Regions from separate parts of the Mus musculus genome. Here region 2 is linked to region 1. A link is a loop called in an ENCODE intact Hi-C map of the cell type or tissue named here. Cell type or tissue: left cerebral cortex. All regions are shown on one strand. Links, peaks and the distances in the headings refer to the core of each region. The heading gives the core; the rest is flanking DNA. Region 1 holds the start of Fbxo17 (F-box protein 17). Region 2 holds the start of Gm19897 (predicted gene, 19897).

What was found. Peaks named below come from ENCODE experiments on the same cell type or tissue, not always from the same donor. Only the 100,000 strongest peaks of a DNase experiment are listed, where the experiment ranks them.
Region 2: a loop joins it to region 1, with 3 times the contacts of the local background. A loop is called at or near these places in 1 of 42 quality-filtered maps.

What each region holds. Positions count from the first base shown.
Region 1 is chr7:28,716,034-28,731,373 of GRCm38, forward strand. Fbxo17 (F-box protein 17) reads left to right here and starts at 757. Exons shown (of 7, transcript NM_015796.2): 1 at 757-1,005; 2 at 8,582-8,694. In left cerebral cortex, for the core only: CTCF peaks have their summits at 8,381 (motif pointing right), 10,820 (motif pointing left) and 11,744 (motif pointing left); DNase peaks (open chromatin) are centred at 10,761, 11,804 and 12,078; H3K4me3 peaks cover 298 bases; H3K27ac peaks cover 1,401 bases.
Region 2 is chr7:28,771,507-28,786,846 of GRCm38, forward strand. It overlaps Sirt2 (sirtuin 2), which reads left to right. Exons shown (of 16, transcript NM_022432.4): 3 at 305-353; 4 at 589-702; 5 at 5,352-5,393; 6 at 5,490-5,596; 7 at 5,685-5,741; 8 at 7,416-7,484; 9 at 11,263-11,392; 10 at 13,874-13,933; 11 at 14,158-14,213; 12 at 14,300-14,376; 13 at 14,459-14,510. It overlaps Gm19897 (predicted gene, 19897), which reads right to left and starts at 10,008. Exons shown (of 4, transcript NR_040339.1): 1 at 9,732-10,008; 2 at 5,649-5,765; 3 at 5,259-5,539; 4 at 3,393-4,336. In left cerebral cortex, for the core only: a CTCF peak has its summit at 8,706 (motif pointing right); DNase peaks (open chromatin) are centred at 8,730, 9,581 and 9,910; H3K27ac peaks cover 1,856 bases.

The sequences.
Region 1 (15,340 bases), core at 6,441-14,440:
GAAGGTTGCTCCTTATGGCTTGCTCAGCCTGCTTTCTTATACAACCCAGGACTACCAGTCCAGGGACAGCACCGCTCATAATGGGTTGCTCCCCCCCCCCAATCAATCACTAATTGAGAAAATGCCCTACAGCTGGATCTCATGGAGACATTTTCTTAACGGAGGCCCCTTCCTCCCCGATGACTCTTAGTTGTGTCAAGTTAACACACAAAACCACCCAGTACACACACAAAATGAAAATAAATAATACATCTAAAATAATAACAATAGCTGAGAAGTACTGTTATCTGCCTTGGAGCCTATCACTCAAGAGGCAGAGGCAGGGGGATCTTTGTGAGTTTCAGGCCAGCCTGATCTACATAGTGTTCCTGGATAGCTACATAGTGGGTGGGAGATGGGTGGTGGTGGTAGTGAATATATAAGTAAATAAATAAATTTAAGGAGTCATGGGGGGGGGGCGTCGCTGATCTTCCTGGAGGGGAAGGGTTCGCTTAAGCTGAACAGCTGAGTAGCGATTGCTGCGGAGCCCGCGTGTTGAACGGTTCTGCTAAAGACGGATTCTGCTTCCAAGAACCGATCCTGTCTCTGCTTTCATTCTCTGGTTTCAAATCTGCGGTCAGAGCCACAGCTGAGCCTTTCGCTAGGGACCAAAGAATTTACCCTGACGACGGTGTTAGGAAAAGCTGCCTGGGGCGGAAGAGTGGGGCGGGGCGGGTCTCAGGGAAGGGGGCAGGGGAGGTGCCCGGGGTGTCCACCAGGGGATTGGCAGCCACGTTTCAGGGACAGGCGGCCTAGCTCGGCGGCCCTGGGCCGGGCTCACTCAGGCTGCAACGTTGCCCGGTGGCCCCGGGATCCTGAGCATAGAAGAAGACGGTCCACTAGGACCCCAGATCACGGGGCTGACTTCCCGGACCTCGGGTTACTCTTCGACTGCCTCCAGCGCCGGGTAGGGATTGGATCTTCCCCGCCAACTCAGAGCAGGCCGCCCGGTGAGCTCCCGGACAGGTACGGACCTGGGATGGGACTCGAGGGTCGTGTCCAAACCAGCGGCTGGAGCAGTCTGGAGAATGGAGGAGTCTCTCCACTGGCTCTGTGTGCCCCTCCCCGCCCCCAACCCACCCCACCCCAGGGACGCAGTCTCCAGGAGTCTGTACATCGTTTCCCAGACTCTTCCCTTATGCAGTGCACTCTTACACTGAGCTAGCTGTACACGTGCAAGTTGCAAAGCTACAAGTCCCACTGAGAAGACTTTACATTCCGTGTGTGTGTGTGTGTGTGTGTGTGTGTGTGTGTGTGTGGTTTTTCTTTTTCTTTTCTTTTGTACCTCTGACTGGCCTTGCTATGTAGCCCAGCCTGGCCTTGTACTCAGAGATCCCCCTGCCTCTTCCTCTTCAGTACTGGGACTAAACCCGTGCGCAGCCACACCCTACTATTTTTTACTAACATTTAAGATAGCATACAAAGTAGTGGGCTTCATTTCCCACGTTTCATACATACTTTGTTTTTATGGAACTAGGTCTACCGGGTCGATGGTGGCAGGAAAAAGTGCCTGCCGCCAAGCCTCCTGGTGATTCTCAAGACTCAGAGTTAAAGGCGAGAATGGAGACCCACGTGTTGTCCTCTGACCCACACACTAACACGCATACACATCAAACACTTGCGCAACAATAACATCTTACTTTTTATTTAAAATCAAATTTAAAAAAAAAAAAGAAGAAAAGGTTCTCCCAGCACCCCCTCTCGCAGCTCTACCCATGTCCCAAATAGCCAACCGAAAAGGGGGAAAAGAAATAGCCAGCCCAGACCAACATGTAGGCCCTGGGCCGCGGCTGGATCACTCTGGCTGGCAGCCCCTTTGCAGAATGCGTGCTTCAGGGTCTCAGGCTGTTTCCTGACTTAGCTACATTGATGCATTTCAGCTGTGTTTATTCCTTTCCGTGTAACGTTTGTTCTTCTGAGTTCATTTCTTCAGTTTATTCCACTCCCTGTCTTGGAAGTATAAATAACACAAATCTGATTTTAGTGGTTTGTTTTGTTTTGTTTTGTTCTGTTTTTCGCCAGTAGCCCTGGCGGTCCTGGAACTCGTTCTGTAGACCAGGCTGGCCTCGAACTCAGAGCCTGCCTCTGCGCAAATCTGATTTTAAACAATGACCGTGTGCTGACTAGTTTTATGTCAAATTGACACAAGCTAACATCACTTGGGAAGAGGGTCCCACAACTGAACAGATGCCCCCATCAGTTTGGCCAGTAGTACATTTTCTTAATTAGTGATTGATGTGAGAGAGCCCAGTCCTTTCTTTTGGGTGGTTTTGCCCCTGGGCTGGTGGTCCTGGGTTCTATAAGGAAGCAGTTTGAGCAAGCCCTGAGAAGCAAACCAGTAAGCAGCCATCCTCCATGGCCTCTGCATCAGCTCCTGCCTCCAGATCCCTGCCCTGATTTCTGGATAATGAACTACAGGCTATGCACTAAAATAAACCCTTTCCTCCCAAAGGTGCTATTGGTGTTTTTTTCACAGCTATAGAAAATCTAACGAAGACAAATTATCTAAATGTCCTAAGAGAATACCAGCAAATAGACCAGTCAGAGGGACAGAATTTATATGAAGACAAAGGGTTCCTTAAAGGAGCACCCACCTTCTATGCAATCAGTTAAAATAGCAATGGGTTTACTTTTCAAAATATGTAATTTGTACACGTGGGGAGATGGCCAAATCCATAAAGCATTTACCTGGCAAACACAGGGACCTGAGTTCAGATCCCCAGCACCCACAAAAAAAGCCAAAGCAAGATGAGCACGCAGATAAACCCAGGAAGAGGGGATGGGGGGGTTGTCTCTGGAGCTTACTCACTATCCAGGTTAGCCAGGTCCATGCGCTCCAACAGAAAACAGCTGGAGAGCATGGGAAGGGTGCTTAAGCTGGACTTCCAGCCGCCGCACTCACCAACACACATACTCGACATACAGGCATGGCTAATATTCGAGCATTGGTATATAGTTTTTACCTTATTCTGCTTTGTACTTTCTGGGTAGCTAATTAGAAAATCTTCTTTATGTGTTATGGGTTTTGCTTTTTTTTTTTTTTTTTGGAGATACAGTTTCAAAAAAAAAAAAAAAAAAAGTTATCCCATACACCTTACTATGTATCCTTACAGTGGCCTCAGATATACTGAAATCCTCCTGCCTTCGCCTCCTAAGTGCTGAAATTAGCCCGGCATGGTAGTGTATGCCTTTAATGTCAGCAGAGGCAGCCTTGTCTACAGAGTAAATTCCAGGACAGCCAGGGCTACACAGAGAAACCTTGCGGCAGGAAAGCAGGGGAGGGGTTGTGGGGGATGGGCTGAGGGTGTGGTGATAGAAATGAACCAGTATGGAATGGGTCCAGGGGTCCAGACTCTGGAGGAGTGTGCACCAGATTCCTCATCTAGCTAATGACTGGCATAGTGGGAGACCTCTGCTCAAACCAGAAGCAGGCACTGGTGCCAGACATAGGCAATCGGGGAAGCCAGTTAATCACAAATCCCTGAAAGAGAGCCACCTGAGTCGGCGATAAAGATAGTCCTCTCTATTTCCTGCAGAAGGAAACCAGATGCAACTGGATTTTAGCTGGTCAGCTTTTGCCCTCAATTCTGATTCTGTGTTGGCCCCTTACAAAGCCTGCCAAACACATGTTGCTTTGTTTTTTTTTTGTTTTTTTTTTTTTAAATCCCCTATCAAAACTCATCATATCTGAGACCAGGTATGGAGGTGAACGCCTGTGACCCTAGCACTCTGGAGGTTAGGGCAGGAGGGTCATGAGTTCAAGGTCAGTCTCAGTACACAGTAAGCTCTTGTCTCAAAATGAAAATAGAGCCTGGCTTGGTGGTACACACCTTTAATTCCAGCCCTGGAAAAGAAGAGGCAGGCAGGTCTCTGAGAGTTCGAAACCAGCCTGATCTACACACTGAGTTCCAGGACAGCCAGGGCTATGCAGAGAAACCCTGTCTCACACCCACCCACACCCCCAGAATATCACCCATTCAATCTAGGAGTTTCCCATGAGTCTGTGCTCTGCCCTTGCTTTACAGGTTACTTGCTGGAGGGAGTTGAGCATATCTTCTGCCCTTCCAAACCTCAGTTTCCCTTGGTGGAAAACAGCATCTGTTCCATGAGAATTTCCAAACATGTCCCAGAAACCTAGAGCAAAGTGATGTGCAGTCCAGTCAGCACATCTAGTAAGGGACACTCACTGTGTTCTCTGGACACAGTGCTGCAGTGCGTGAGGGTGTGTGTGTGTGTGTGTATGTGTGTGTGTGTGTGTGTGAGACGGCTCTTCCATTCTCCTAGTAAAGATGTTTTCTTAACTATGGCAGCCTCTTCAGCTCTGAAGACTGGTAACAGTTCTTGGGTCCTCTCTAATATCTATCTTTCTCCCTCCCTCCCTCCCTCTCTCTCTTCCTCGCTCCCTCGCTCCCTCGCTCCCTCGCTCCCTCCCTCCCTCCCTCCCTCCCTCCCTTCCTTCCTATTTGGCCATATTGCAGGTTACCTAGGGCCTGGGAGACAAACTCTCTCTTGGGCTCCAACCCTGGCACCCACTCTTGTGTTTTGTTATTTAAGACTTGGTTTTAGGGGCCGGATGTGGTGGCACACACCTTTAATCCCAGCACTTGGGAGGCAGAGGCAGGAGAATTTCTGAGTTCAAGGCCAGCCTGGTCTACAGAGTGAGTTCCAGGACAGCCAGGACTATACAGAGAAACCCTGTCTCCAAAAACCAAAAGAAAAAGAAAAAGAAAAAAAAAAAAAAAAAGACTTAGTTTTAGGCAGTCCAGGCCTCACATTTGCTTTGTAGCCAAGGATGTCTTTGAACTTCTGACCCTCGTAGCTCTAAGTGCTGGGGTCACAGGTGTGCTCTTTCATGCCTGGTTTATGCAGTGCTGGAGATCACTCCCAGAGCTTTGTGACTGCTGGGCAGGTGCTCCACCAACCCTGCAGCCCAGCCCTCTTCTCACTTCCTTCCTTCCCTTCTTCTTATGTATCTTTTGTCCCCCATAGTCTAGTCTCACTTGATCACTTAGTAACCCAGATATATATGTATGTATGTATGTATGTATGTATATACACACACACATACATACATATATGATATATATATATATGATATATATATATTATATATAAAACTGAACCTAGTCTCTGTCTTTTTTGAATTCAGCCAGAAGCCCAGTGGGGCTGTAAGACAGGCCCTCTGTGTCAGCTGTTTCCCACACAGGTCTCCACCCACATTCCTCCTGCCCTGCATCAAGGCTGCCATATGGAGCCCATATTCTGGCACTCAGCATAATCCTGGTAAGGCCTGGACAACTGCAGTGAGCCATTCCTCAGGGGTCCGAGTGCATTTGCTTTCCCCACAGCTGTTATGTTAGCAATTATTAGACACCACAGACCCCAACACACCGCCTGGAGCCAGACACTTTAGGAGTCCAGACATTTTTTTATTTTTAAAGTGTATTTATTTATTATGAGACTGGATGGCCTCTAACTCTGTAACCAAAGATGGCCTTGAATGTATGATCTTCCTGCCTTTACCGCTAGATCAGAGGTTCTGTACCCATAGGTTGAGACCCCCTTGGGAGTCACATATCACATATTTATATTATGACTCATAACAGAAGCAAAATTATAGTTATGAAGTAGCAATGAAATAATTCTCTGGTTGGGAGGGCACAGCATGAAGGGTGGCAGCATTAGGAAGGCTGAGAGCCACTGCTCTAGAGTGTTGGGATTGAAGGTGAGAGTGAGCTTCCACATCCAGCTCTGATTCATCCTTTTAAAAGGGTTGGGGGGAGCCGGGCGTGGTGGCGCACGCCTTTAATCCCAGCACTCAGGAGGCAGAGGCAGGCGGATTTCTGAGTTCGAGGCCAGCCTGGTCTACAGAGTGAGTTCCAGGACAGCCAGGGCTACACAGAGAAACCCTGTCTCAAAAAACCAAAAAAAAAAAAAAAAAAAAAAAAAAAAAAAGGGCTGGGGGGGTTTGCATGTATTTATTTACTCATTGTGGGAGTGTATTAGTTACTTTTCAATTATGATAAGCAACTGAAGGAAGAAAGGGTTCATTTTAGCCCAAGGTGCCAGAGGGAGAGATGTGCCGTGGCGGTGTCAGGGCTGGTCATACTTCATCCACACAAGAAGCAGAGAGAACAGGAAGAGAGAAAAAAAAAACCTACAAAACCTTAAAGCCCACCCACACTTCCTTAAACCTTCTATAGGTTCCTTGGGGTTGGAGAAGTAGCCAATCAGTTAGAGCATTGGTCTTGGGGTTACGTCGCCCTCTTCAGGCCTCCACGGTACTGCATACTTATGGGGCACAGATATACATGCAGGGTCATTCATACACATAAAATAATTAAATTAAAAAAATTAATGTCATGGGCTGGTGAGATGGCTCAGCGGTTAAGAGCACCGACTACTCTTCCGAAGGTCCTGAGTTCAAATCCCAGCAACCACATGGTGGCTCACAACCATCCGTAACAAGATCTAACACCCTCTTCCGGAGTGTCTGAAGACAGCTACAGTGTACTCACATATAATAAATAAATAAATCTTAAAAAAAATTAATGTCATTTCCAGTCAGATGGTGGTGGCGTATGCCTTTAATCCCAGCACTCAGGAGGCAGAGACAGAGGCAGGCAGATCTCTATAGGTAGAGGCCAGCCTGGTCTACAGAGTGAGTTCCAGGACAGCCAAGGCTACACAGAGATACCCTGTCTTGAAAAACAAACAAACAAACAAACAAACAAATAAAATAAAGTTATTTCAGGCTGGAGAGATGGCTCAGTGGTTAAGAGCACTGACTGCTCTTCCAAAGGTACTGAGTTCAAATTCCAGCAACCATGCGGTGGCTCACAGCCATCCATAATGAGATCTGATGCCCTCTTCTGGTGTGTCTGAAGACAGCTACAGTGTACTTATATACATAAAATAAATACATAAACCTTTTAAAAAATAATTTCCAATCATCCCAGCACCATTTGTAGAAAAGGTAATCTTTGTCCAGTAATGGCCCCTGTGAGAATGCCTAATACTGCCAAGACAGAGGACTCCATGTTTTATTTTGGCTTTGTTTCTTCAGGAGCCAAAACTAGCTTTATTCCTTTCTCTTGTAGTTTATGAAACAAACAAACAAAAACCTGCAGTCATAGTTTTGATTTTCTTAGATTTTTCTGTTCAGTCAGAATTCTTGGGAGGCTGAGGGTGTGGCCAGAGTTCCCTGGTCTAGATGTCCCAGCAGGTGCAAGGTCCTGGGCTGGATCGCCAGCACAGCAAAGTACAAAACACATAGAAACTTCTAAGGTGGAGGGCTGTGTGTAATATATGTGCTTGTTGAGTTGTTGTGGTTGTTAGCCAGGGCAGGACTGGTCCCGGTATGAATTTCATAACTACCAGCTACAAGGCTAGTGCAAGCATGCGCACAAAAGCCTTCTGGAATCTTCTCTGGCTCTAAACAGGCAGACAATGGTGAATGGAAAGTTTAGGGTTGGGATACCATCCTAAGAAGTCCTAGGTTGTTACTGGGTTGGGGGAACTCTAAGCAACATGCTACAGTGCCCAGAGTTTGAATTATCCATTGTAGAGAGTACTGTCTACTAACATGTACCTTAAATTCCAAGTTCCTACTGTATGCAGAAGCTCTAGGCCAGCCAGGGATATGAAAACATTAAAGAATGCAGAATACTCCAGGCTTGGTGCCTCACGCCTTTAACCCCAGCACTGGGGAGGCAGAGGCAAATGAGTTCTAGGCCAGCCTAGTCTACAAATCGAATTTAGGATAGCCAGGGCTGTTATACAGAGAAACCCTGTCTGGAAAAAATGCAGAATGGAAGCAGGGGGTGGGGGGCTCAGCAGGTAAAGACCCTGTGTGCCGGAAGGAGGCATCAGACTCCCCCAGTTGTCATGCAACTTCCACACCTACACACTACAGCATGCACACTCATGCACAGCAAATGTTTTTTGTTTGCTTGTTTGTTTTGTTTTGTTTTGAACACAGAATGATTTTCTATTGGTTTTGCCTGCAGCTGTTAACTGATTAAATTCCCTTATCTCTCCTCCCCTTCATTTTGTGGCCCATATACATAAACTTACAGCCATCTTAAGCTTCCCTTTATACTAAAAGCTTTAATTTCTCTTTATTTCCTTATGGGGCCCTGTATGACTCCATAGTCATGGGCAGGCTGGGCCAACACTCTACCTCTGAGCCATGCCCCAGACCATCACTGGCTGGCCAACACAATGGATTTTTTTTTAACTAAGGTTTATTTAAGTTTAATTAATTTTAAATGTGTATGGGTGTTTAACTTGCATGTATGTATGTGTGCCACATGATTACAGTACCCGTATAGGCCAGAAGAGGGCATCAGATACCCTGGAAATGAAGTTACAGGTGGTTGTGAATTACCAAGTGGGTGCTGGGAATTGAACCCAGATCCTCTGGAAGAGCAGCCACTGAGTCATCTTTCCAAGCCACTGAGTCATATTTCCAACCCTCTTGACTGTTTTGTTGTACAGTGAAATACATACTTACTTTATGACCCAATAATTCCATTCCTAGGTATTTACTCAAGAGAATGCAACCTGTGCCTACATAGACCTTCATACATGAACAATCATAGCAGCTTCATTCATAACAGCTCCAAGTGGGGAGCAGCTCAAGTGCCCATCAAGGTGAGTGGATAAAACAAACAGATTGTGGTTCATCTGGTCACTGACATATGACTCAGCAAGAAAAGGGGAGTGGAGCTGATGGCTCCATCCAACTATGTGGATGATCTGCTGTTAGCTGTTTGTTTGGAAGGAAGAAGCCAGATTCAGGGACTGAGTGGTATGTGTCAACCAGAGACCAATCAGGAGCCTGGAATCACGTAGTCATTGGAACCATGATTGTTGATGTCTCAGAGCTATGAAGAGTAACAGGAGCGACTCAGTGGTTGGGAGGTAGAGAGAGACAGGCCGATCTCTTGAGATCAAGGGCACAGACCTGTGATCTCTGCACTTAGGCCCAGGCTGTAAGACCAACAATAGTAAGACTGTCTCAGGAAAACCAATACAAAACAAAGAAAACAAACAGGCTGGCAAGGTGTTTCAGTGTAGCCTGTCTTTAGCTACTTTGTGAGTTCTTTCTTCCACTCTTCTCTACCTTTCAACCCCCTAACTTTCAATAGGAGAGGGAAAAGGGAAAGAAAGGAAAGGGGGCACTTATAGTTAGACTACTTCCTGCTGATTAGGGGCATTGAGTTCCTTGGGGCAAATTTGATCTTCACTGTCAGGATATCTTGTTTCTTCTTGTTTTCTTCTTCCCTTACAACTACTTAACAAACAGTAACCAACAACAAGCAACAGCAGACAACAGCAAACAACCCACCCCTGCTCTCGGCTTTCATATGCCCTCTGATAACTCCCCAGAATTCCAAATGTCATACAGTCACAAAAACTATCTGCTGATGGCAAAAATCACACCCCTGCGAGAGCACGAGGCAAATTGTAGCCAGCTGCTAAAGACAGTCTGAAGCAGCGCCATAGGCTACACCTGGGAGTGAAAGGAAACCATATTCCCATAGTGCTTCTGTGTTTTCAAAGAAACCAAAACTCTTATTACATTTCAGCCAGTAAAGATACTTGCCACCAAGCCTGAGTTTCATCCCCAGAGCCCGTGTTGCAGGAGAGAACCAGCGCCTGCAAGCTGTCCACTTATCTCTATATGTGCGCACACACACACACACATGCACACACATACACACACACACACACACACATGCACACACATACACACACACACACTTAAAACATCATTTTGGGAACTGGAAAGATGTCTCAGTAATTAATAGCACCTTCTGCTCCTGTTTAGGACTGACATGGTCACAATCATGATTAATGTCTTTTCTAGGAAACCCAATGCCCTCGGATGACTTGTGTCTCAGGCACCAGACACAAATGTGGTGCACTCATTACATCCGTGCAGGCAAGACATTTATTCACATAAAATAATTATTTTTAAAACATCATCTTATATTATATGTGTGTGTGTGTGCCTAAGCACATGTCTGTATTCTTTGCTACCTGGGAAACTGAGTCAAGAGGGTAATTTAAGCCCGGTAGTTCAAGGCCAGCCTGAGCAACATAGGGAGACCATTACTAAGAAATGGAAGGAAGGAAAGGAGGGAGGAAAGGGAGGAGGGGAACAGGAAATTATGGAGGGAGTGAAAAATGAGTTGAATGAGGTGCCATACAGCCTTAATCCCGTCACTTGGGAGATAAAGACAGAAGGATAAGAAGTTCAAGGCCAGCCTTGGCTGCCTAGAACCTACTTCAAAAACACCAAGAAGAGCCACTGAGATAGCTCACGGGGAAGGCACTTGCCAGCAAGCTGGACAACCTGAGTTCATCCTCAGAAACTACTGGGTAGAAGGGACGAACTACCACCTGCAAACTTTCCTCTGATTGCACACACATGCTTTAGCATAAGTGCATCTACATGCACACAACACGCACTATATAAACAAGTGTTAAAGGTAAACATTTAAAGGAACAGAAAAAAAGAAATCAAAAGGAAGAACAATTAAAAAGACAGCAGCCCCAGGCTGGAATTGGCTTTACCGGAAGTGCATATCCAGTCGGAGGCCACACAAAAACGCATACAGAAAAGTGTCTGGAGCGAGATGGTAGTGCCAGCCACACGTGGCAGGAGCCAGGCGCTGGAGAATCCTGGTGATGCCATAGATGCGTCAGAGCCTGCAGGCGCATGCCGCAGAGAAGCCCAGCCGCCTGCCACGCTCCTCCAGCGCCCCCTACTGGAAACCTGTAGCATCGTGGTAGCCATCAGAGGAAAAAAAGACTTCAAGGCCTTTTTTTAAAGGCCTAATATTAGTTCAATAAATGGTTCATTGACCTGTTCTACAGCAGTTCAGTGCCGTGATCCTAGAAAGCTTAAGGCTAGGGCATATTCTAATCCGACTTGCACTAGAGTGAGACCCTGTATAACAACATCAACAAAAACAAAAACTACCATCGGATTCTAGAATACTTGAGGGCTGACAAGGCTCAGTGGGTAAAGGTGCCTGGTGACACACGTGACGACCTGAGTTCGATCCCCCGTGATCCACATGTCGAAAGAAGAGAATTGAAATTGATGTAATTATAAAAAAAAAAAAAAAGAAAGAAAAAGCCGGGTGAGTTCCAGGACAGCCAGGGCTATACAGAGAAACCCTGTCTCGAAAAACCAAAAAAAAAAAAAAGGAAAGAAAAGAAAAGAAAAACTTTTAAAAAGCCAAGCACTTTTTAATCCCAGCCCTCCCAAGGCAGAAGCAGGTGGATCTCTGTGAATTAACAGCATTGTTTATTTAGCAAGTTCCAGGGCAGCCAGGAATACATAGTCTCTCTCTCTCTCTCTCTCTCTCTCTCTCAAACATGCCTGCACCCATGCATGCACACCCCTTTAAAAAGGTAAAAAACAAACAAACAAACAAAAACACCTTGGATTTGGAGTGGGAGGACAAAGATAGATGGTTGCATAAATAATGATGTTGTTTTAATGCTCTGGGAACTAACTGAACTCAGCCAACTGGCCCACACTCAGGGGTCTCATATGTCATTGCTACAAAATGGAAGAGGAGTCTGGGTCACAGGATGATGGCTTTTATGTTGGTCCCCGTGTTGGGAATGCTAAACCAGCTGGCCAATCCCTGCTGTCTTCAGCACAGCACCCTCAAGTGGCCAGCTGAAATGTCAGCAGCTGGCACCGGCCGGGATGTGCTGGGGCCAGCTTGCACCAGCTCAAGTGGATAAACTGCGCGTATCTCTTTCCAACTTCACAGCCCTGGGGCCTCAGCTGGGCAGTGTAATTGTGTGATTCATACCCCAGGCAACAACCAAGGCTATAAACATTAGTCTTCCCACCCTCCGACCCCCACCTAGCCAGTTGTTAACTACCTAGCAACGATCTAGGACTCCCAAGAGGGATCGTGACTCTACAGGGAGTCAGAGGCATTTTTAGACTGCCACCTGGAAAATCCCTTGGCAGTGCCACTTCTCCAGTGACTGAGGCCTTGTGACTCGCAGACTGATGGAGTTACGTGTCAGAGAGCAAGTACCATCATCATAGTCCTTTTTGGAATGTACAGTCATAGGTTTTTGCAGATGGAATGTTAGCAGCATCCCCAGTTACCATGCCAACCAAAAATAACCAGCCAACAAACATGCAGCTCAGACTCTCTTACCAGTAGCTGAGTGACAAGCAGACAGTATCTGATTTCCCCCACCCAAACTGGTCTCAGCCAGTGATTGACATTTAGCCTCCAGATTGTGGGAGCGATGTACCATGGGCATCCCCACAGAGAGACCTGGAGTTCCTACATGCAGCAGACAGGATTCAAGCTTTGCTTGGCTCAGTCTTGCAGGCCCCCTACCCCTCTTCTTTTTCTGTGTAACACGCGTATGCATGGTGCCCTCAGAAGCTAGGAGAGGGTGTCAGATCCCCTGAAACTGGAGTTAGAGCAGTTGTGACCCACAATGTAGGTGCTGGGAAATTGAATCAGTCCTCTACTAGAGAAGTGAGTGCTATTGTCCCCTGGTCCATTGGTTCAGCCCCATTTGTCTGTCTGTCCTCTTCCTCCTCCTTTTCTTCTTGAGTCCCTAGCTGGTCTGGACCCCACTGTGTAAAGTAGGATGGTGCAAGCTCACAGAGATCTGTCTACCTCTACCTCAGGAGCACTGAGATTAAAGGTCTAGGCCACCACACTTGGCAAGAAAAAGAAATTTTTTTTAGAGAAAAGTTTAAAAAAGGGGGGGAGTAGTTTGGTGGTGAGGCCTCACAATTATAAAGGAGGCAGCCAGGGAAAGGCTCAGAGACGTGGCCACCTTTAAGTGAATACCTGAGTGAGAGGAGAACAGAGAGACAGTGGGCAGATAGTGTGAAACCTTACGGCCCTCAGAGAGGAGTCTGCCATTAGCTTGAGAACGGGGAGTTGTGGAGGGTTCTGAGCTGCACAGGACAGCACCTGACCCAAGTGTTTCCCCTACCTGAGTGCTTACGAGGAAGGAAGCACAGAGCCAGGAGATGGTGGTGGTGCAGGTGACAGCTGATGAGGACTAAGGTTCAAAGGTCATCTCTGACAGGCCATCAGAGCAGCCTCCAGTGAGGAACCCCGGTAGAAGCCTAGAATGAGAAGGTTCCTAGAACCTAGGTGACGACAGCGAAACGCTGCTGATGGCTACAGCAGAGAACACTCACCTTGCATCACTGCAGTCATTGAGGACCTTGACGTTACAGCGTGCTTAGAAAAGGTTCACCATCTGGGCATGGTGATACATACCTATAATACCGGCACGTGGGAGGTGAAGGCTGATGGAGTTCAAGGTCAGCCTTGGCTACATAGCAAGTTTGAGAGTATCCTGGGCTACATGAAATCCTGTCTTGGGGGTGAGGGGAAGGAAGGAAGGAAAGAAAAAAGGAAGAGAGGGAGGGAGGAAGGGAGGGAGGGAGGGAGGGAGGGAGGGAGGGAAGGAAGGAAGGAAGGAAGGAAGGAAGGAAGGAAGGAAGGAAGGAAGGAAGGAAGGAAACAGATTCAAGAGATACTACTGAGGGCAGAAAGCACAGGTGTAGGTGTTTATGGACTTTTTGTTCTTGGATCTTGATTTTAGAGACTTTCAGTAGGCTGATCTAGAACTTAGAATGTTCTGGAATCATGGATACATGCACTGCTGTACATGGCTAAGTGGGATGAGGGGCAAATTTTACTCTAAAGAGGCAAAAGGAGCCTGGTGTGGCCAGGCTCAATTGTCGAACCACTACCTAAGTTCACCAGTGCAGGTCTGAGGTGCAGCTCAATGATAGAATAACTGGCTAGCACACTCAAGGCCCAGAATTGCACTCTCAGCACTGTGGGAGTTGGGGGTGTGGAGAGATAGGAGGAAAGAGGAGTAGCAAGACATGAAATAGTGTAAGAGTAAGAGAGAACCTGGCATGGCCATGTCTGTATTTCCAGCATTTGTGTAAAGGAAGGCTACATTCAAGAAAAGGCCAACAGGGAGCTGGAGAGATGGCTCAGTGGTTAAGGGCACTGACTGCTCTTCTAGAGGTCCTGAGTTCAATTCCCAGCAACCACATGGTGGCTCACAACCATCAGTAATGGGATCCGATGCCCTCTTCTGGGGTGTCTGAAGAGAGTGACAGTGTACTCACATACATAAAATAATAAATAATTCTTATTTTTTAAAAAAAAGGAAAGAAAGAAAGAAGGAAAGAAAGAAAGAAAGAAAGAAGGAAAGAAAGAAAGAGAGAGAGAGAGAGAGAGAGAAAGAAAGAGCGAGCAAGCCAGTGGAAGGCAGCCTCATTCAAGAAACCACGAAGCTCCAAGTCCACTTACAGGCTGGAGTAGCTGAAAGGTTAGAATACAGGAAAGAGAACTGAAAGATTTCTCTCTTGGCCTGCAGTTGACCATTGCTAGGGCTAACCAGTGAGTAGTCAGTTCAAAATAATCAAGTGATCCAAAAAATTAACTCGTGGCCAGTCATTAGGGATGGAGTAAGATGCCAATAGGAAAGTCAAGAATCTATAAAAATAGCCGGGCATGATGGTTCACACCTTGAATCCCAAGGCAGAGGCAGGTGGATCTCTGTGAGTTCAAAGCCAATCTGTTCTACATAGGATGTTCCAGGCCAGCTAGGGCTATATAGTGAGACCCTGTCACAAAAACAAAACAAAACAGAAATCACAAAACAAACAAACAAACAAACAAAAAAACCAAAATTGTTCTAGGGATCATATTACTTTGGTTTGGGGAATTGTCATTGTTTAACCAAGATGGAGGAGCCTTACAAAAATGGTATGTTAATGGCTAATACTTGGGAGGCAAAGGGGACCTGGAGTTAAGGACAACAGCCTAGACATCACAGGGAAGAGGAAGGGAGAAAGGGAAGGAAGGAGGAAGACACATAAAGTTGGGGGTGGGGGTGAGGAAAGAGTAAATATGAGAATCCGATTCCCAGGTAGCACTGGAGAGAGTGGTGGACGTGGGGCTTGTAGGCTTATATTTTTCAAAACCCACTTTACTAATCTTCTAGCCCACCACCCACCAGAGGCAGTGGAAAAGAAAGGGTAATTGGGCAAAGGAGGATGCGGACCTGGTTAGAAAGAGTTCTTTGGAGTGAATCCAATCTTTGTTGTCAGGATATCAGTAGTTCAGCTCAAAGTAGCTCAACCCACTTGCAAACACTATTCATGAATCAGCAATGGCAATCTGATCCAGAAGAAACCACCAGGCTCTGCCAATCTGGCCCCAGTAACAAGGAAATGGCAAGAAGCTGCCAGAACACC
Region 2 (15,340 bases), core at 4,090-12,089, 53 kb after region 1:
CAGCCTGGTCTGTGTAGTAAGTTTTAGGCCAGCCAGAGAGACCCCATCTTGAAAGAAAGATAAGGCCTAGAGGAGAGCCAGGTCCTCTCTCTAAAGCAACCTTTCCCAGAGTCCTTACACTGGCCCTGTACTTCTTCAGGGCACCTCCCAGTCAGAGCCCTACTGTATTTGAACCAGGTTGTCACCCTTCCCATCCCTTCCCTTCCCTTCCCTTCCCTTCCCTTCCCTTCCCTTCCCTTCCCTTCCCTTCCCTTCCCCGCTAACCCCACTTCTTGGGCTTGGCCATCCCACCCACCCCTTCCAGGATTCAGACTCGGACACTGAGGGAGGAGCCACTGGTGGAGAGGCAGAGAGTAAGTGTCGTCCTGGAGGAGGGCAGGGAGGTGATCTGGGGTCTGGGATTAGAGGATGGGATTCTGGGGAGACCCCCTCCAAGCTACCGGAGTGATAGGCAAAGCATGTAACAATGGTTTGGGACTGGATGCTGCTGTCTGTGGGAGACATTGGGAGTTGAGATGTGGGAGGAGAGTGTGTGCTTGGGCCCTGGCTCGATGCCCACCTGGCGCTGTCTCTCTTGTTGTTGGCCAGTGGACTTCCTGAGGAATTTATTCACCCAGACCCTGGGCCTGGGTTCCCAAAAGGAGCGTCTTCTAGACGAGCTGACCCTCGAAGGAGTGACACGCTACATGCAGAGCGAGCGCTGTGAGTCCCCAATTGCTTGGCCGCTTCTCCCATTCCTGGCCCCAGTTGACTCCATATTTTGGGGGGTAGGAGTAGTAAGAAAGCCTGCTGTATACACCTGTAATCCCAAACTCTGAGCAGATTGGGAAAGGACCAGCATTTCAAGTTAGCCTCTGCTAGACTGTGTGTGTGAGGCTACCCTGAGCTACATGGGAAGTTTTCCTAAAATTCAGAAAGAAAAAAGATGGAGGAAACCCAACTCTTGGGATGGAGAGATGGTTTAGTAGTTAAGAGCACTAGCTGTTTTCCCAAAAGACCTAGGTTGGGTTCCCAGGACTCACATGATGGCTTACAACCATCTGTAACTCCAGTTTCAGGGGATCCTACTTATGGCCACCATGGGCATCAGGCATGCATGTAGCACACAACATTCACGAAGGAAAACACCCATGTAGTTAAGAAAAAAAACAAAAAACTCAGCTTGCTGGGGGGGGGGGTGGTGAACGCCTTTTACCCCAGCACTCGGGAGGCAGAGGCAGGCAGATTTCTATAGTTTGAGGCCAGCCTGGTCTGCAGAGTGAGTTCCAGGAGGTGACTGAAGCCAGAAGATCATGAGTTTGAGGGTAACATGTGCTACATAAGATTGTTAACTCAAAGAAAGAAAAGAGAAAGACAAGAAACCAGAACTCTAGCCAAAAACAATAAAAAGGAGCATGCAGACTCTTAAGCATTAAATGTGATGGAGCCAGGCTCGAGGACATTGTTAGGACATTGTTCTCAGGCCTCACAAGTCTGTCTGCGTAGGGTGAAGGAAAGTCCAGCAGGCGGCTCCTGCTTGGGAGGGTACCTTTGCACTTAAGAACAAGGCCACATTGGCCCAGAAGCCCCCCCCCCCCCCCCCCGGATGGAACTCAGCCCCTACACTCACACACCACGCTAGGCAGGCACTCTGTCATTGAGCTACAGCCCCAGCCCTTCCTTTCCTACTGTTTTATTTTGAACGCCCTGAATTTACCCTCTAGTCCCTGAAGGTCGATCCTCTTACCTCAGCCTCCCACATAGCTGGGAGTACAGAGTAGCACCACTAGGCCTGCCTTTGGGTCACTTCCCTAGTGAATCTATTACTGTCTTCTGATGGGCCAGGCCTATGCCCTAGACTGGAAGTGATCAAAGCTCTGGGGTGACTCAGGTGAGGCTAAGGAAATTGCCACATGCTGAGCATACATATGCTCAGCATGCCGAGCTCATCTGCAGGCCCAGCCACTCTGGAAGCTGAGGCTAGAGCATGTGAATTCAGAGGCAGCCTGGACTACAGAAAAAAGAGGGAAATGGAATGATGATGGTGGCCCACACCTTTAATCCCAGCAGAGGCAGGGGGATTTCTGAGTTTGAGATCTGCCTGGTCTACAGAGTGAGTTCCGGGAAAGCCAGGGTTACACAGAGAAACCCTGTCTCAAAACACGAGAGAGAGACAGAGAGAGACAGAGAGAGAGAGACAAAGAGAGACAGAGAGAGAGAGACAGAGAGAGAGACAGAGAGAGACAGAGAGAGACAGAGAGACTTAGGAGATTATCTCAGTCCATTAAGTGCTGGCAGCTCCCACACAAGCAGCTCACAAGTGCTTGTAATTCCCGGGCTGGGGAGGCAGAGGCAGGAGCCAAGCTCAGGTCCCCATGAGACTCGTGAGACCCTGCCTTAAAATCCGTGATGGCACCAGTTGTCCTCTCACTTCCTTCCACATGTTTGCTGTGAAATACACGCACAAAGAGATGTGTGCACACCACCAAACAAACAAATAACAGCCCATATACACACTAGGTGGATGGCCCTGGAGAAATACACACACACACACACACACACACACACACACACACACACTCGAGAGATAAGTGATTAGAACAGGACCCGATCTCTTGAGAGATACAGAAGTGTTTGCCATGGTATTATTACAGGAAGCTTGTCTCAGACGTGCTGTTTAGAAGCCAGCTAGCTGGGTCACCGTGAAATTGATATTTCTTGCTGAGGTCGAGTCACCGAAGTCTGAGAACCCAGGCCCTCGCAGTCCCCGTTGGGAACAATGCAGCTTTGAGGGTCCTGAACAGCCCTTTGTTGAGGCCATCTTCTCCAGTTTCCCCTTGGCCCAGCTGCTCAGCGCCCTCCTTGGCAGCCGGGATGGCAGCTGAACCTCCCTCTCCTGCCACAGGCTGGGCAGCCGGCCGCCTACAGAGCATACCCACACAGTGGCCAGGCGACACTGGTCCTCCCTCTTACACTCAGATCTGAGAGTCCCTGGCCCATAGGGTGCTGGTGTGGGACGTGACATAAATATCAACTAAGCAGACCCTTGCTGTTCGCCAGGCTCTGGGCTAAGTAGCTCACCAAGCATCCTTGAACCTAATTATCACGCAATAGCTGTGAGGTCTTTCTAGAAGTGAGCTGAACAGAAGAGGAAACTGAGGCACGGAGAGGTTGTGACTTGGTGTGAACATATGCAAGGGGCACAGTCAGGGCCCTTGAAGCTCGGTCTTGTTCTGTAGCTGTGGCAAGCTTTGAATTTAAGATTTTCTTGCCTCAGTCTCTGGAGTTTTGGTATTACAGTGTTACCACACCCAGTCTCAATGCCTACGATCTCCAGCCAGACTTGGGCCAGTAACATCCTAAAGAAGCTGAGTGCATAGACTGTAGCAGGCTCTCTGCTGTCATTTGTTTTTGGTTTGGTTTGGTTTTTTTTTTTTTTTTTTCTATGTAACAGACCTTGCTGGTCTGCAATTCACTTTATAGACCACACTGGCCTCAAACTCACAGAGATCCTCCTGCCTCTGCTTCCCAAGTTCTGGGAATAAACACATACGCCACCATGCCTGGTTTAAACATTATCTTTGAGTGTGTGTGCTGGGGGTGGGTGGGTGATGTGGGCATTACTGTAGGTGCATGCATGCTACTGTGTTTGCCAGGGGACATCTTTGAGGAGTTATTTTTCTCGTTCTACCGTGTAGTTTCCGGGAATCAGGCTTAGCAGCAAGTGCCTTTACCCACTGAGCCATCTCGCCAGCCCCGATGGCAGACTGACTTCTGTTCACACGTGTCCCTTAAACAGAACACCCCAGGGGTGCCCAATTCATGGGATACCACACTTGTGTCTGCCCATCAGCTGACAGACAGATGTCGGGGCTCTGTGTGGCTGGGCTGTAGGCCAGCCAGCAGCTGGGGCAGCAATAGGGCCATTTCTTCTCAGCTCTGTGCCTGTGAATGGATTCAATCCTATCACCCCCTAATAGTTCTTTAAAAACCAAGAACAAAGCCCCCATAAGAGTATGAACCATGGATCTGAAGAAGCATAATACACCGGAGGGGCTGGGGGCTCGGCTTGGCTCGGTTGGTGGAGTGCTTGCTTAGTGCACAGGCCCCTAGAGTCAGTCTCCTGCACCACACACAACAACGGGCATAGCAAGGCTTGGTGGCACCCACTCCTCCCAACGCTTGCAAGGTCACTGCGAGTTCTCATGCTGAGACCCTGTCTCAAAGAAAGAAAAGAAAAGCTGGGCATGATGGCAATGCTGGGCACTTAAAGATGGAAGCAGGGTGATTGGAAGTTCAAGGTGATCCTTGGCTGGCTGCACAGTGAATTTAATGCTTGCCTGACGTCCATGAGATCCTGTCCAAAACAAACAAACAAAAAAACCGTTATTTAGTGCAATTGACTCAAAGGAGCAGACTTTAGGCTTTTGTGTGAACAAAGCAGGATGGTGAAGGGATGTGTACAGCTAGAAACAGGTCCTAGCCAGTCATTGGAGCTCCTGGGAGGCTGAGGAGGGAGGTACAGGATTCCAGGCCAGCCCAGGGTACATAGGGAGGCACTGACTCAAAACCAGAGAAACCAGCAGACATGCTGGTGCACACCACAACACCAGCACCCAAGAGGTGGAGCCAGGAGGCTCCGAAGTTCAAGGTCAGCCTTAGCTACATAGAAGGCTCAAGGTCAGCCTTGGCTATATGAAACCTTGTCTCAAATTTTCTTTTTTAAGTGTGTGTGTGTGTGTGTGTGTGTGTGTGTATAAGCATGAGTGTAGATGTACAGATGCCCTCAAAGGTCAGAGGCACAGGATCCATGGAGCTGGAGTTAACAGGTGGCTGTGAGCTCTGCCTGACAGGGGTGCTGGAAATTGAACTCAGGACCTCTGGAAAAGGAGGAGGTGTTCTACCCACTGAGCCATCTATGTAGCCCTCATCTGTGTGTGTGTGTGTGTGTGTTTTGAACAAGGTTTCTCTGTGTGTCTTTGGCTGTCTTGAAACTCACTCTGTAGACCAGGCTGGCCTCAAACCCACAGAAATCTGTCTGCCTCTGCCTCCCGAGTGCTTGGATTAAAGGTGTACACAACTACCTTCTGACCCAAAAGTAATTTTTTTGAAGTCTTACAGTATTGTACCTAGAAGATTAGTCATTGTCAGAATTTGGTTTGGATTGATTGTCAAGGACTCAAACTAGCCGTCTCTGTACTGCCGAACTTTGCAAGGCGTCCCCACCTCACCCCACCCCCCATCCCTCTCCCTTCTCCTGGGTGGCTGTGTCTCCTCACCTGAAATGTGAGGTTGCCAATGCCATCCTGCCCGGCACCAGCAGTACGTCTAGGAGGGAAACCTTAGCATGTGCCATCAATCCTCTGTTCCAGGCCGCAAGGTCATCTGTTTGGTGGGAGCCGGAATCTCCACGTGTAAGTTCCCCGTCCTTCAGCCACTCCTGGGGCTGGGGGAGGCTGGAGGGGTTCGTGCACACGTGGGCAGAGCCTCTGACTGCGTTGCCTTCCTAGCCGCGGGTATCCCTGACTTCCGCTCCCCGTCCACTGGCCTCTATGCAAACCTGGAGAAGTACCACCTTCCTTACCCAGAGGCCATCTTTGAGATCAGCTACTTCAAGGTAGACGGCTAAGATGAGGGGAGGTGGCTCCCAACTCCAGTCCTTGTCTTACCTGGGACATGTGGCCCTCTGCTCCTCTCTCCCACAGAAACATCCGGAACCCTTCTTTGCCCTTGCCAAGGAGCTCTATCCCGGGCAGTTCAAGGTGAGGTCATCTTCTGCAGGGAGCCTGGGAAGAGTAGGCATGGAAGCAGGCTCTTTATAGGCCCTCCAGGCAAGCATAACATGATTAAGAACCTAGCTTCTGGGGCCAGCAGGATGGTTCCATGGGTAAAGGTGCTTGCTACCAAACCTAATGACCTGAGTTCAATCCCTGGAATCCTCATGACTGAAGGAGAGAACTGACTCCATCATATTCTCTGACCTCCACATGTGCACTGTGGCAAGTGCATATCCCCAGGTAGATGGTTGGATGGAGGGAGAGACAGATGGGTGGGTAGGTAGATAGATGGATGGATGGATAGATGGATGGATGGTGGGTAGATAGATGGATGGATGATAGATAGATAGATAGATAGATAGATAGATAGATAGATAGATAGACAGATAGGTAGATGGGTAGATGGGTAGATAGAGATATTGTTAAAGAAAAAAGAAAAGAATTACATAAGTTCTGGCCAGATTTGATAGTTCATCCCCATAACTGTAGCATTTGGGAGGCAGAGACAGGAAACTTTCAAATGCAAGGTCAGCCAAAACTACCTATCTCAAAAGTAAAAAAAAAAATAAAAATTAAAGATGAAAGAGGTGAAAGTGGGAGAGATGGCTCAGGGTAAAAGAGCAGATAGTACTCTTCCAGAGGACCTGGGTTCAATTCCCAGGACCCACATCAGGATGTTCATAGCCCCCTGTAACTACAGCTCCGGGGAGCCTGACACCTCTGGCCTCTGTGGGCACTAGAACTCACCTCCATATACCAACAGAGACCCACACACATATCTGTAACTAAAAATAATTGGAATGGTAGCTTAGCAGTTCAGTGCACTGGCTCCTCTTCCAGAGGACCTGGGTTCAATTCCCAGACCCACATGGCAGCCTACAGCTATCTGTAACTCCAGTTCCAGGGGATCTGACACACACACACACACATGCAGACAAAACACCAGTCAATGCACATAAAATAAAAATAAATAAATCATTTAAAAAATTCCAGCTCGGGGGCCGGGCGGTGGTGGTGCAGGCCTTTAATCTCAGCACTTGGAAGGCAGAGGCAGGCAGGTTTCCGAGATCGAGGCCAGCCTGGTCTACAGAGTGAGTTCCAGGACAGCCAGGGCTATACAGAGAAACCCTGACTCGAAAACAAACAAGCAAACAAACAAACAAACAAACAAAAACAAGAAACAAAACAAAAAAGAAAACAAACAAAAAAATCCAGCTCTTGGTGAGAGGCAGGAAGATTTCTGTGAGTTTGAGGCTAGCCAATTCCAGGCTTACCTAGAGAGACCCTATCTCAAAAACCAAAAAAATAAATAAATAGTAAAATAAACAATTTTAAGAAATTAAAAGAAAGGAGGAGTGGGTTGCCTGGCCCCTCGTCTCTTTATCCTGTGGCTCTGGGCCTCAGTTTACCCAACTCTAAGAAAGCTGCTGAGACTATCAGGAAGGGCTGAGACTGAAGCCTGGCTGTGAGCCTGACTCTGCAGTTTACCTATTGGTGATGCCAAAAAGCCGCCACCATGCCCTTGCCTGGGTCTCCTCATTTGTGGTACGGGAGAAGGCAGGCTCACCCTCACTGGGCCACTGAGATGGGGCCATGGGGCAGAATGGGCCCACAGCATGGCCTGGGACATTCACATCAGCACTGTTACTCTTCTCTCAGCCAACCATCTGCCACTACTTCATCCGCCTGCTGAAGGAGAAGGGGCTGCTGCTGCGCTGCTACACGCAGGTAGGCGGGGCCACGGGCAGGTGTGACCATGGGTAGGCAGGACCTTGGGCAAGCGTGACCTTGGGTGGCAGGGCTCGAGGGCAGTAGGCCAGATGGGTCTTGGAACACTCGGTCAGAGCTGGGCTAACACAGGCAGGCACAGGACCAGGGCTCAGCTAATTATAGTGAATGACCTACAATGGGCCACTTCCTCTTGGCCTCAGTTTCCCCTTTGTAAAATAGGGGACGGAAACAGGATAGATTGGTACTCATTGGAATCAGGAGAAAGGTCAGAAATTCAAGGTTGCTGGATGGTAGTGGCATATGCCTTTAATTCCAGTACTCAAAAGGCAGATGCATGCAGATCTCTGTGAGTTTGAGGTCAGCCTGGTCTACATAGAAAGTTCTAGAAGAGCCAGGGCTACACAGAGAAACCCTGTCTTGAAAGACCAAAAAAAAAAAAACCCAAACAACAACAAAAACCAAAGAAAGGTTATCATTGGCTACAAAATGAGTTTAAGGCCAACCTTCAGGATGTGAGACTGTATCTCTAAATTAATTGATTAGTCGATTAATTACAATATAAACTAATAGAAGAATGTTTAAATATAAAGAAGTCAGAACAGCTTCAAGCCCTCTCAAGTCTGCTGTGAGGTGACAGGTGACAGGACATCCCAGACTTACTGCAAAAGGCCTCTGTATCTGAGGGGACACCGTCCATACCACAGCCACTCCAAATCAGGAAAGTGACACTGTATCGTAAGGAAGGTGGGCTTCTTATTCATACACTTCTGAGCCTGGCCTTGGATACGGTGGCTAATGGGACACTGTGGCCACACTGAGGTTCAGACGGATGTTCAGGCTGCTGGCTTCTATGTGTCTCTGTGCGTTTTGTGGATGTGTTGAAGTTCAGACTGCTCTGTGTATACATGTGTGCTAAAAAATTGTCTCAGAATACAAAGTGGCCATTACATTACACACTTGTTATCCCAGTGCTTGGGAAGCCGAGGAAGGAGCTGGTCATGAGTTCAAGGCCAGCCTGGGCTAATAGTGGATTTAAGGTCAGACTGGCTCCATAGCAAACAATCTCCCCCGCCCCCCGCCCCCTCCCCCGCCCTGCCCAAGAAGAAAAAGTTAGAAAGGAAAAAGAGAGAACTCCAAATTGTACAGAAGAGTTAATGCTTGAATACAAATAGGTTTGAAGCTCTTGCAATGTCAGAAATGGCCACCAGGGGGAGGATGGGTTCAAACTTTTGGGTCCAGATGGCTGGAGGCCCCAGCTGGGGAAGAGACAGCTTAGTCCTTCCAGGCACCGCCCAAGCTCAGAGTCAGCCTCATTCACAGAAAGAGGCTCAGGCCTGATACTAACAGCTTCCTTGAAGCCCCATACTTCCTGCTTGTTGTTGCATGTCCCTCCTGCACCCTTGTTTGCTGGCCTCTATGACAACAGGTGTCCACCCAAGTACCAGGCCCTACCAGTGAGCCAAGCAGACACCGCTGCCCTCCTGGTGCCAATTCATGTGTGTGACAAGAACAAGAGGGACGATGAGTCATAGACCTAGGGTGTCAGATGGGGCTGAGACCAGCCTGAAGTTTGGAAGTCAGAGGACAAGGTGCAGGAGTCAGTCCTTCCTTTCCATCGTGTGGGTCTCAGGGATGGAGCTCAGGTCATCAGGCTTGGTGGCCTTTACCTGAGCATCTCACTGGCTCCACACATAAACTTTAAAGGGAGATTTATTTTTATTTCATGTTTATGGATGTTCTTCCTGCTTGTATGTCCATGACCTATGTGTATGCAGTGCCCACAGTAGCCAAGAGAGGCTTTAACAGATGTGTGCTGCCATGTGGGCGCTGGGTCCCAACCCGGGGTCTTCTGGGAGAGCATCCAACACTCTTAACTGCTGAGCCATCCCTCCAGCCCCCACACGTACATTTTTGTAAAATATCTGAAGGTGGAAAAAAATGTTCCACTTGCCCCCTTTGTGGTCAGCTTTTTTTCCTTCGTGGCCTCTTCTCCTCAGTCACCGTTTGAATCACTGACCCACTTTCTGGAACACAGTGACTCCGCCTCTGAGTTGTGCCGACACAGCATCTTTGAAGCTGTGGTGCTGTTTTTAGCTCTGCACAGGAACCCATCGCTCAAGCCACTGTGGTCCCCACAGAAGAGTGGCTATAGACCTTCAAGTTGCATACATGAAATTCACCCTCCAGGAAGTTCTCTGTATGCCCCAAACCCAGCCTCTTGTCTGGGGACCCCTCGATACTCACACCATAGAGCAGCACCATGCTTTTTAAAATCGAAGAGTAGTCTTTTTCTTTTTTTCTTTTTCCTTTTATTTTGGGTGTGTGTCTGCTGCGTTAGTTATATAGGCCGCAGGGCTTCCGGCATGCTGGGGAAGTGCTCTACCACTGAGCCACACCCCCAGCCCAGGCAAGACCTGAGTTTGTAATCTTCTGTCTCACCCTCCTGTAGCTGAGGTTACAGGCTTGCTCTGCTAGCCCAGCTCTACTGTGCAGGCATTGGGTACAGGCGGCAGCCTACCACGTCATCATGAGGGGAAACTGCAAACTTACATCAGTGATGTGCAGTAGGGTAGGTGTCAGAGGCCTGCTCCACTCAGGGTAGACCCAACTCACGGTGGGCTTATGAGGACAGAGCCCCATTGCAAGGGAAGGAGCGTGTCTGTGGATATAATCCAACATGATCAGAGATCTCAGGCATCTCCCTCCACCCTAGACTATGTTTCCTTTGATCACAGAGGCTGCCGGAGGTAATTCTGTGATCCCTTAGTTAGCTGTTTGTGTGTGTGTGTGCTGCTCACTCTCCAATGAAGGGCTTGGTAGACTGAGCCAGCGACAAAGCAGATGCAGAGTGCGGGGTGTGGCAGTGCTCCCCTGTCATCCTGGCACTCTGGAGGGAGGTTCTCCAGTTTGAGGCAGTCTCAAAAAATCATATCCCCCCCCAAAGAAACAAATAAGTCATTCTCTTGTTTTATTTATTCATATTACATTATTTAGTGTGTGTAAAGTTCAGCTGACAACTGAAGGAAGGCGTTTGCTTCTACCATGTGATGTCTGGGGCCCAAAGCCACGTTGCTATGTTGGTAGCAAGGACCATTGTCAGCTGAGCCATCTTGTCAGCCCTTACTGTGGCTTTTCCAGACAGGTGCTAGTCTTGTCCCAGCTTGCCTGAATCTCACCCTGTTCCTCAGGCTAGCCTCACCTTTACAGCAGTCTAGAATTATAGGCATGGCCTACCATGCCTGGCTTTATTTACTTATTGCTTATTTATTTCACTTTTTTGAGGCAGGTCTTCCCATGTAGCCCTGGCTGGCCTGACATTAGCTATGTAGCCTCAGCTGACTTTAAACTTAAAGCAGTCCTCCTACCTCAGCCTCTAATTGCAGGGCTTATAGGCAGTCACCACCACTGCTGACCTGATTCAGTTTATTTATGTTAATGCTTGGCCAGAGCTGTCACATACAAGCTACTCAGGTGGGATCCCCACAAGGATGCCACATCTGAGGGAGACGCTGAAGATAGGTACATTTATTGCAATAAATGTGTGGCAAATGGAGGGACTGTGCGTGGCTCTCTAACAAAAGAACTTCTCTGAAAATTAGAGGCAGTGACCCAAGTTTGTAGAAGAATATCCCATGGGCATCCTTTAGCAACCTTCTGTGGCCCCACTGGGGAAGCGGGCACTTTCCATATATCCTCACCCTTCCTCATCCCCCGCAATGCCACTTCTCAGAGCCACCAGGGCTGGCTGTCTTCCTGACCTCCCCTCCCCCTCCAGAACATAGACACGCTGGAACGAGTGGCGGGGCTGGAGCCCCAGGACCTGGTGGAGGCCCACGGCACCTTCTACACATCACACTGTGTCAACACCTCCTGCAGAAAAGAATACACGATGGGCTGGATGAAAGGTGAGGCTGGACTCTGCGGGCAGGCAGGCCTCGGGCAGGCCAGGGGGAGGTAGGGGGTGGGGGGCTCTCACTGCTTGCCTGCCATAGCCAGCCTCCAAGGGCTGGGCCCCAGTGCAGTCTGCTCCATTCTTTGGCTCTTGCTAGTCAGTGAGTTGGTTGGTTTCCACTGAGGCTAGGCTTCCCTATGTAGCCCAGGCTGGCCTGGAGCTTGCACTTCTGCCTCAGCCTCTCTAGTACTGAGGTTGCTTGCAGGCGTGCACTACGGTACCCAGCTGTCTTGCTTTTTATGGTAGCTGTAGAAGCCTCAAGGATTCAAGGTGACAGCAGGTCTTTGCTCCCATGCCACCCCTCTGCTGGGCTGTCATCCATATGAACCGCAGAGCACGGCCAGCCACGTGTGGACTCCGTGTAGACTCACGTCCTCAACGGTCACACAGCCTGTGTCTCTGAGGTGTTTACTATCTATCTTACATGGCAAACACGGCTACCTTCTGAGGAAGGCATTGCACAGTGGAACCTTCCGAGACGAGGAGGCCTGTGTCTACGTCCAACATGGCTCCACTTGCCCCATGTGCCTACTGAAGCAAAGTGTCTAACCTCTGCTGCCACCATGTGGGTCCCAGGAACTGGACTCAGGCGCTCAGGCTTGAGGATGGACCACCTCGCTGGCCCAGAACAGTTTAATTTTTATTATATTTTTTAAAGATAGGGTCTCTAATTTCATTAAGTTCTTGTTGGTTTAAGTTGTAGAAGTCGCAGGAGGAACCATGGTACATGCCTATTAGCCTATTGCTTGGGAGAGGCAAGAGGATCAGGAGTTCAGGGTTAGCCTTGGCTACATACTAAGTTCCAGGTCAGCCTGGGCTACATGACAACATGAAAATAAAAACTAATAAATTTTATATAAGTCTTATGTAGCTCAGCCTTCCATGTTGGACAGTGCAGCAGGAGCCTGTGGAGAGGGAAGCTGGGTGCTGTGCTGGGTAAGACAAGTGCTGGAGACACACATGGTAGCTCACGGCTGTCACTGCTGTCACTGTCCTCATTCATGTGAGGACACAGCAACTGAGAGGACAGCTAGTCCCCGCGCCTGGGTGCCAGCACCAGTCTGTTCTGGCAGCCATTGTGCTGAGCCTGAAGCTGCTGTGTCAACTGTGGGAATCCATTTCTGTATTCTTTATGCTGACTTCACAAAGCCTCTGGTGTCCCCTTGAGATCAGGACAGCTGTGGCCTTTATAGCAGGACCCTGGAAGGTAGCTCTTCTGACAGAATGCCAGCCAGCTGCCCCCAGACTGAGGGTTCCTGAGCAGCCCATGTGTGCACAGCTGGGGGTGACGGACAATGGACATCACCCCCTTTATGTCCCTGTGGAATCGCATCTTCCACCCACAGAATAGCATATTTGTGCAGAAATACCTCAGCAGCAGCCGTTAAAGCTTCGCCCTGTGACTGGCTGTATGAGTGGCTGGCGGAGTGAGCTCCAGTCCTGTGGGCTGCATGTGGCAGATGTGCTTTCAGACTCCGTGATCCATAAGTAAGAAGGAGTGTGACTTTCATAAGGGTGGTCTGTCCCATAAGGAGTCTGTCACAGAATCCGAGAGTGGGAAACAGTTGGGCTTGAGGTTTGATCCAACCCAAGGCTATCTGTATGTCCTTTCCTGACCCAGGGCAGATAGGACTGTCCCCAGGACCCATTGGATGACTCCCATTCCCCAGATGGGGGTCTGGTGGAGTCCAGGGGCACCTGTCTGGGGCAGATGGGTTTGCCCCTGTATATGCCCTTTCACTCACTAGCTGTGGTGCTGCCAGCCACCCCTGGATGCCTGGAGGTGAAGGGGACGGCTCTCTAAGAAGGGAGCTCCTCTCTGTGAAGCAGGAAAGACCACTCAGGAAATGCCTGAGTAGTGAGCTGTGCTGTTTGTTTTGTGGCGCTGCGGATCAGACTAGGGGACTCGGGCATTCGAGGTCAGAGGCTCTTCCACTGGGCCACACCCACAGCCCCCATACTGGGAGACTCAAAGCAGGCATCTCCTGCTGAGTCGTGCCCAAGCCCTCTTGGTTCCACCGCTGAGCTAGCCTAGCTCTTGGGGTTTGTGTGCGCATGTGTGTAGGTGTGCACATGGCATAGCATGCGTGTGCATGTCAGGGCCATCTGCAGGAGCTGCTTCTCTCCTTTTAGCATGTGGGATCTGGGGACGGAACTCAGGCCACCAGGCTTGGCAGCAGGTCCCTTTACACACTGAGCCACCTTGAAGCCTCAGCTCTTATTTTTTTGAGATGTGGTTTTGTTGTGTAGCCAAGGCTGGCCTCAAACTCACAATTCTCCTGTTTAATTCTCCCCCAAGCAGGCTTGCGGCATGCACCACTGCCACCTGCCTGGGATGCATTTCTGTTGACAGGAGGGAGGGGCAGAAGAGGGCTTCTCCAGCAGCCCTTGGGGGAGCCTCACAACTCACCCCCCCTTCCTCTTTCCCACTCAGAGAAGATCTTCTCAGAAGCAACTCCCAGGTGTGAGCAGTGTCAGAGTGTGGTAAAGCCTGGTGAGTCCTGGGCCCGGGGCTGGAGCTGGGACCCCTTCCTCCACGGCCTCACCCCCCAATCTGGCCACTCTGCCACCTGGCCCGTCCCCTACTGTTCAGCAGAGGGTGCCCCGCCCCCCAAGCCTCAGTTGGGCCCCTGACTCCTGACTGTTCTAGCTCTGTCTCCCATATCTCCTGTCCTCTGTCCCTCTGTCCCTCTGTCCCTCTGTCTGTGTCTACCGCAGATATCGTGTTTTTCGGTGAGAACCTTCCATCGCGCTTCTTCTCCTGCATGCAGTCAGTAAGTGTCCACTCTGGGCTGGGCCCATGTGAGGGGGACAAAGCCAGAGTAGTGGGGTCCAAGGCCTTCCTGGTTACTCCCCGCAGGACTTCTCCAAGGTGGACCTCCTCATCATCATGGGCACCTCCCTGCAGGTGCAGCCCTTCGCCTCCCTCATCAGCAAGTAGGTTGAGGAGGATGGGACTGGGTGTCAGCTCGGGACAGGGCACTAGGGCAGATCCTGAATCTCAGCTCCCCCTTCCCAGGGCACCACTAGCCACCCCACGGCTGCTCATTAACAAGGAAAAGACAGGCCAGGTAAGTCTGCCTCAGCTTCCCTCCCCCTCTCCTCCCCCCCTCCTTCCCTGTCCCCCTCCCCCTCCCTCCACTTTCTTTGCCCCCTTCCTCATTTGGCCACTTCCTCAGGGGACAGGGCAGGTCTCTGTCCCACCTGGAAAGCACCAGATCCTTAGACTTGCCAGTTCAGTCAGGAGAACATGGGAGCTGGCCTGTGCACTGGGCCTCTGTCATTCTAGACTCCACTGAGCACAGAACAGAACCGTGCCTTGAACCTGCTGAAGCCCAAGTGCTTCCCCGGACCCAGGAGACAGTCCAGACACTACCATTCTAGTGCCCTCTCACATATCAAAATCTGGGGACCCTCAAGTCCCTCCTATGAAGTGGCAGAGTGTTTATATAGAGCAATCTCTGAAGATGCTAAGCTGTGTCTCCGTGACGTGTGCGATACCATGTGAACTCAGGAGACAGGCTCCCATGCCCCCCTGCCCTCTCAGACACGCCACGGAATTTAAGATGACCTTGAACTCCTAGTCCTCCTGCCTCTGCCTTCCAAGTTCTGGCATGACAAGCCTGTGCCACCACTCCTGGCTGTGTTGTTGTTTGTTTAGCAGAAGGATAAGTTGCTTGCCACGCATGCACTAGGTCCCGAGTTTAACTGCTTGCACCCACATAAAAATCCAGGCATGGTGTTTGTAGTCCCACACTGGAGAGGCAAAGATTAGTGGGTCCCTGGGGCTCACCGGGTAGCCAGTCTCACATAATCCTGAATTCCAGGCCAGTTGAGCAATGTCTCAGAAAGAATGTGTCTGGGCCGAGGCTGTAACTCAGCGGCAGTGCTTGCCTGGCGT